Linked DNA regions of Mus musculus: region 2 is linked to region 1. Evidence: chromatin contacts called from ENCODE Hi-C or POLR2A ChIA-PET data. All regions are on one chromosome and are shown on one strand. Each heading gives the region's core, a stretch centred on a gene start or an enhancer-like site at or near the end of the contact. The rest is flanking DNA. Distances are from core to core; before and after follow the strand shown.

Region 1 (3,390 bases), core at 476-2,975:
AGCAAGAACCAGGACCTGGCATAGCTGTCCTGCTTCTGTCTTTGGCTTACTTTGTGCAGCTATGAACACACAGCCTGACAGACAACTTAAAAGGAGAGAGGATTTGTTTGAGCTCACAGTGTCAGAGGGCTTGGCCTGTGGACACTTGGCTTTTTGTGCCCAGGCAGAAGATGCTGGTGGTGGGAGTTCTTTACCTCATGGTAGGTAGGAAGTAGAGACACACAGGAAGGTACTAGAGACCGGGTGGCCCACTTCTTCCAGCTAGGCCCTCCTTCCTAAGGTTTCCACAAGCAGGGGAGCAAACCTTTAGCATGTAGCCTGCGGGAACATCTTGTAAACAAACTAGAACAATCCTGTCGTCAACTCTCTGAGACCTCACAGTCAAAATAGGATTGGAGGGGCTGCATCTGGGAGGGTTTTATGTTGAACTTCTTGTTAGTCAGCAACCTCTGAGTATAACTTTGGAATTCCTGAAGGATTTATTCGCCTCTTGGGAGGTGTAGTGGTGTGTTAGATTATGAAAAACACTGGGGGAGTTAGTTCTTCTTTAAAAAATAATTAGATGAGGACTGTGGCTTGCAGCTAGCAGACACTTGACACCTTTTAAGGCAACACTTCTGCTCTAGGAACGTGCTCTGTAAGTAAACTTGGGGGAAGCTTTGAATCTCTGTTACCCAAAGTCAGGTCAGATTGCTAAACGCAAGGGGAAACAGCCAGTTCTAGGGTTTTGTCCTTGCTTCTAATTAGGCCAGTCTCTGTTATTTTAAGAGAGGTTCTGACCCTCTCTCTGTTTCTCTCTCCTTCCTTCCATCTTAATTGTTTTCCTCTCTCCTTCCTTTCTTTCCTTCCTTTCCTTCCTCCCTCCCTCCCTCACCTCTCTCCCTCTATCCTTTCCTTTCCTTTCCTTTCCTTTCCTTTCCTTTCCTTTCCTTTCCTTTCCTTTCCTTTCCTTTCCTTTCCTTTCCTTTCCTTTCCTTTCCTTCCTTCCTTCCTTCCTTCCTTCCTTCCTTGTTGATTTTGGTCATGTGCTCATTCTGAAGCTCATCCTGGCCTGGAACTGTTGGCAATCCTCCTGCCTCCACTTCCTGAGTCCTGACACTATAGATAGGAGCTATCACACCTCTTATTGTACTCTGATTTCCTTAAAGTCATTAAGATGAAGGCAATAAAAACGGTTTGATGAATTGCCCACGTGTGTCTCAGTTTTAAAGAAACAGGGTCTTGCTGGGGATCTCCCACATGCTGCTGAGAACCTTGTGCTGTTGACCTTTGAGGTCATCTGTGAGGAGCTGGAACTTCCCAGCAGAGCGTGCCTCAGAGCTAGGATTTGCTCACTGCTCCCTCCCTCCCTCGCATCCTATGGATCCACTCTGGGCTCAGCACCCTCGGTTGTTTCATGGCAGGAGGAAGACGAGTTCATTGTGGAGGGGTTACTGAACATCTCCTGGGGGCTGCGCAGGCCCATTCGGCTGCAGATGCAGGATGACCACGAACGCATCCGTCCTCCTCCATCCTCCTCCTCCTGGCACTCCGGCTGTAACCTGGGCGCACAGGGGTGAGTGAAGGGAGATGAATTTGAGGGTATCTGGGGGCTGCTGGTCCAGTTCCCAGCACCCCAACTGCTATCTGCCACAGGTTTGGGATGGGGACAAAGGGACCTCTCACCTGCCTGACTCCACAGGCACAGAGTGAAGAGGGGTGGTTCTGAGTCAGCAATGGGGAGTACAGGGTAATGGGCAGCAGAGGGCCCTCCCTCCAGGAGCCCTAGCCAAGCCTGAGGCTTCCGACAGGGTGCCAACACACACATCCTCCCAACTTGAATGGTCCTGCTCCAGGGACATCTAGGATTTGAACTCACTGATCAAAGCTCTCTCCCTCTTGGTGGAACCTAGTAGAAGAGAAAGGAATGTTCTGTCTGAGCCAGCCGAGTGAGGTCAGCCAGCGAGCTTCTGTACACCTGGAACAGGTCATGGCAGGAGGCAGGAGTCTAGGAGGTCCTCTATTGAACCTCATTGCAAGGTCAGCGAACAGCAGCATGTCTGCTCTCCCACCTTCTGTGACTGAATGAGAAGCTGGATGCTGGCACGGGGCCGATCTTCTTGTTCTCTCTGGGACTTCAGTCTTGAGATCAAGTGACTAACTAGCCTTGTTCCCCTCGAAACTTGCTGAGGTGGGCGGCATTCGGGCCAGAGCCTGGGTGGAGTGTGCTGGCCACTCAGCCAAAACCACAATGACGTGCTTTCAAGTTTAAAGGGGAACTGAGCCCTCCTTCCCTGCTGGCTGCCTGGAATGTTGTTACATTCCACGGCCAAGTGGATCAGTGTCCTAAGTTGAGAAATATCCACAGAAGAGCCAAATCCTGGAACCAACCTTGGGACTAAGGAGGGAAGTTGTTGCCCTGCCCACTGGGCACGGGGAAGCCTGGTCAGGGCTCTTGGGCTTGCTCTCAGCACATTCACAGTTCCGGTGGGCCAGATCCTGTCCGTGCCCAGCTTTGACCTCTAGATTGTTACATTCTGTTCTCCAAGTGAGATGATTTTAAAGATCCCATTTTCCTGTGATGCCTAGGGGTCCTTCCGTCTGCACTCCAGGTTTTTCTGCGTTCTCCAGTGACAACCTGGTCCCTGAAGCCTGTAAATATTTTAAGGGCTTTCAGAAGCATGTCCCAAATGCCAGCCAAACTTAAATGTTGCCCGCAGGAGTGTGTTTGAGATGCTCAGACCAGTTTCCGCGTTGGACAGTGGCGATGGGGTGCCACCTGGACCCAGTGCCTGCATTTCTCGGAAGGGCACAGACTGAGGCTTAGACAGTTATGAGGGAAAATTCTTCCAGTTTGTCAATTTTACTTTTCTTTCCTTAAAGCCATTATTCTAAGAATGTATGCCTTAGGGAGCCCCTCCCCTCTTCTCATTCTGGTCCTTCCTGAGAAACTCGACTCTCCCTTCAGACTGAATCCCCTGTTGATCTTGGATGTGTTTTTCTGAGCTGACTCCATGGCTCTTTGGGGCTTTCAGAAAATATTCCCAGTTACCACAGCAAACCCAGGTCGCGTAGTTCAGGTGAGCTTTTGTGGTCCCTTCTCCTGATGGCAACCCTGAGAGCATCATCACTCCTGAGCCGAAGAAGCCAGGGCCAGTTTCTGAGATGTTCCTCCAACAGAAAGAAACCCAGCTTGGAATCGTGTCCCTAGAAAATGGGCCCTAGGCCACCACATGTGCTTTGAGACTCAGTGCATGGACTTGGCTCTGGGTTCTTCCTTCTGGATCTAATGAACTGGGTTCTTGCAGAGGAAGGAACAGAACATGTTTCTCCTGAGCTTCCTGCCCCCCTCAGCACTTAGAATGGGATCTGGGCCAGCCTCCTGGATGCTCGGCACATCTTGCCTGCCTC
Region 2 (3,390 bases), core at 510-3,009, 36 kb before region 1:
TTTGCTCCTGTGAAGCTGGCCTGCAATCCAGAAAGTGGGTGGTCACTCCCCATAACATTCAAAGCACTCTAGAATTTAAGTGTGGAGATCGGAGCATGAAAAAAAGAAGGCAATGAATACACTTGTCATGTAAAAGAGTGAGTGAAAGGAAAGAAGCAAATGCCCTATGCTGCCCTTCCCCAGAAGCGCTGGGAGGTTTATCTAAGAGCCTTTGTCTTGGGAAAAACAACCAGAATCAAAGACTGTGCCTCAACTCTGGCATCCTACTCTGTGGGAGCTCCTACTGCATCTCCCAGTCTAAGCTACGCATTTCCCAGATTTCCCTTCCCTACACGGACTCAGGTCCAGGTTAGCCATGAGAGAAATGGGAGTGTGCTCTAGAAAGAAGCTTCAGATGGCAGCAGCTGCAGTTATGTTTGGAAGATGGGCAGCTGAATGGCATCACTGGTGTGTGACCAGACTGCAGCTCACCCTTCTTTCCCCGATCTGGGCTCTGCCATCTCCCACCAGCCACTCCCTGGCATGTGAAAAGAAGACACGGGTGCCAGTGTTTCCTGATGTGACTCTTTGGGTTCGGGCTTGTCCTTACTTTCCTTGCTTTGGGTCCACCTTTCCTAACTGTGTAACTCTAGCTGCCCTGGGCTTTCTACTTCACACAGAGAAAATAGCCTTCCTTTCATAGAGTTCTTCCTCAATTCCCTGCCGGTCTTAAAGACGTTACCAAGGGGTTGGGGCTATGGCTTAGTCGATAAAGTGTGTGCTACACAAGTATAAGGACCCGAGTTCAGATCGCCAGTTACCCATATGGACAGCTGGGCAGGGCAGCACACACCTGTAATCCCAGGGCTGGACCTGACTGATGGTCAACCAGCCGGGCCAGCTGAATCAGTGAGCTGCAGGTTCGGAGAGAGACCCTACGTCAAAATAATAATTAGAGAGTCAATGAGAAGCACACCCATGTGTGCACAAATGCATGTGTGCCCACACAGGTGTCTGTTAACCCAGAGAGAACTTGTACATGCACAAAGGGTGTGACCACACCTACTGCTACCTCAAGACTATGTAGTCTATGCTCATAGTAAATTCAAAGGGCATCCCATTCGTTAGGAAGGCAATCCCAACCTCTTCACCATGGCCCATGATACAAAGGTGACCTGACTTCCTCCCACCCCTCTGTCCTTCTCCTCTGAGCTGACCTTCTCCCTGTGTTTCTGGGTGCAACCTTATCATTCCTTTAGAACATAGCACACAGACCGGACATACATTCTCTGTGGAGACTCACTTAGCTGCTTCAGAAGCCGGCTTCCCTGGAAACTAGGATCTGGAGAGGAATTGGTTAAGCTTGTTAGAAGGGCTGGACAGTTCAGGCCTGTTCTCAATCAGGGCACAGTGGGAAAGCTTGGGAAAGTCTCCATAGCGAAGTGATTAGGTTGAACGTGGGAGAGAAAGAACATGCTGATAGTTCATCTCCACGTGTACCGAGGAGGGTGGAGGGCCGGGACAGGGAGGAAAGCAGTCAAGGTCTCACAGTGCTGAAACCCTGAGAGCTGGCTTTGCGACTGCAGAGACCGGGCCAGCTCTGGCAGAGGCTCAGCGTCTCAGGGTCGGCTGGAAAGAGCCCATGGACTCTCTCCTGCTGGTTGTGCAGTCCTGCCCGCCCCTGTTTGGCGTCTTCCTGAGGTTTCTTGGCCCAGGAAGCATGCCTTGGAAGCAACTCCCAGCAGCTGGCTCCTCTCTATAACCCCACGTGAGAGGGAGGTGGTGTATGTTCCCTGGCCAGCCCTCAGTCTGAACTCCTTCACACACAGGGAAAGATACTTGGTGTTGCTGAAACGCCATGGGACACAGGCAGCTCATTTCATCTTTGGGTTCTGACTCTTGGCCGTATAAGTGGAACATAAAACACCTCTCATTTCCACACTGCTCCAGGCACACAGCACCACACGCTGCTTTCCCACTGAGCTGGGGCTTCATGCCTTTTGAACTTGCTACTCTTTGCCTCAGTCCAGAATGTTTCTCCCCATCTTAGGAGCTCCTGCCACCTCTTAAGCCTGGAACCAGATGTGAGCAGTTCCATAAGGTTGCCCCTTATACAGCTTATTGTTCTTTCTTTCTGGACACTTCCACGTAGTGCCTGGCACTGAAAATGGTGGAGATGGGCGCCATCTTCAACCTGAGGAATACTTGTTCATCTTACAGTAGTTCAACAAATGCTGGAGGCTCGTTCTGAGTTTTTTGTTTCTTGTTTGTTTATAAGAGTGTTCCATGTAGTTAGGCTGGCTTTAAACTTACTACAGAGCTGAGGCTGGTCTTGAACGCCTGGTCTTCCTTCCCAGCTCTGGTTCTGAGTTCATCACGATGCCCAGGTGAAAGCTGATACACCTGCTGTCCACAGATTCAAATCAGGAAAGCGTCAACACACTTACATTGAATTTCCATGTTAAATATTCTGGTGTGCTACAAACAACACTTAAAAATCATAATTTATTCTCTTCTTTGAAACTCTGTGCAGCTGGTAACAAAAACCGTGATGATAGAATTCAGGCAAACCTGGCTGTTTAGGTTAGTTCTGCAATGCCTCTGTTGGCCACACCCTAATGGTGGTGATGGGACTATGTCATATCTTAGCCATCGGGATGAGAAGGGGCTTCTGGTCTGAGTGGATGGCATGCTTGCTGTAGGTTCAGCCTCCTTCCCCCACAGTCCCTACCAAGATATCCCACTTTCCACGCGATCCCCAGAATGGCCCAGGTATCGTCTATGTTCCTCTCACCCTGACTGTAGGGCACACATGGGGTCCCCAGGTTTCCCGCGTTTAGGCTTTTCTCAGGGGTAAGTATGCCTATTCCTTTAGTGCTTCCTGAAGCTTTAGAAGCTACCTGGTTCTACCATGGCTGAGGATGCTCCATCATGCAGCTCAGACATGCATCAAGACAGCTCCATGCTGCAAGGTCTCTTACTACTGATGAGACCCCTCACTGGTCTAAATTCGAGGATCTTATTGTCGAAAGGCTCCCTTCTGAGATGACCTTAGACGGAAGGTCTCTGGCCACGTTCTCAGGATTCCCGAATCCCACAGCTGTGTTTCACTCCTCCATCTGTGATGACCAAACAAGCTGACTTCCTCTTTTTTCTCCATCACTTACTTGTGTTTGGCTGCTGCTATTATTCATTTGATTGTTTTATTTCTCTGTGAGGACAGCGTGAGAGCTACACACGAGACGAATCTCCGTCCAAGGCAGTTTAGCACACCATAGTTAGTGTTTGTTTTTCATCCAACACAGCTCTACTGAAGCCCTGAGACAATGCTGCTGTCCCTGCTGAAGCTCTCTAGCAGTCTCTCCCATTACTTCAAACCAACTGCCAGCTCTCGGAGCTGGGCCATTTATT

Evidence for each region. Hi-C counts contacts between places; a loop is a spot of excess contacts on that map. ChIA-PET counts read pairs that join two places held with the same protein, here RNA polymerase II (POLR2A).
Region 2: a loop to region 1 is called in a map of gastrocnemius, with 6 times the contacts of the local background. The contact joins two enhancer-like sites. A Hi-C loop is called at or near these places in 4 of 37 maps with a recorded cell type or tissue (adrenal gland, gastrocnemius, regulatory T cell and 1 more). POLR2A ChIA-PET finds 5 or more read pairs at or near these places in 2 of 5 experiments (Patski and embryonic stem cell).

The regions. Positions count from the first base shown.
Region 1 is chr2:132,005,531-132,008,920 of GRCm38, reverse strand. It overlaps Rassf2 (Ras association (RalGDS/AF-6) domain family member 2), which reads left to right. Exons shown (of 11, transcript NM_175445.4): 4 at 1,404-1,555. Among named protein-coding and RNA genes, the nearest start is that of Rassf2, 23 kb to the left of the region's middle. Within about 2 kb of position 1,725, at least 1 of the 3 ENCODE cell types and tissues checked has a DNase peak (open chromatin) inside an H3K27ac peak, as active enhancers do.
Region 2 is chr2:132,041,565-132,044,954 of GRCm38, reverse strand. No RefSeq gene overlaps it. Among named protein-coding and RNA genes, the nearest start is that of Gm31179, 13 kb to the right of the region's middle. Within about 2 kb of position 1,759, at least 1 of the 3 ENCODE cell types and tissues checked has a DNase peak (open chromatin) inside an H3K27ac peak, as active enhancers do.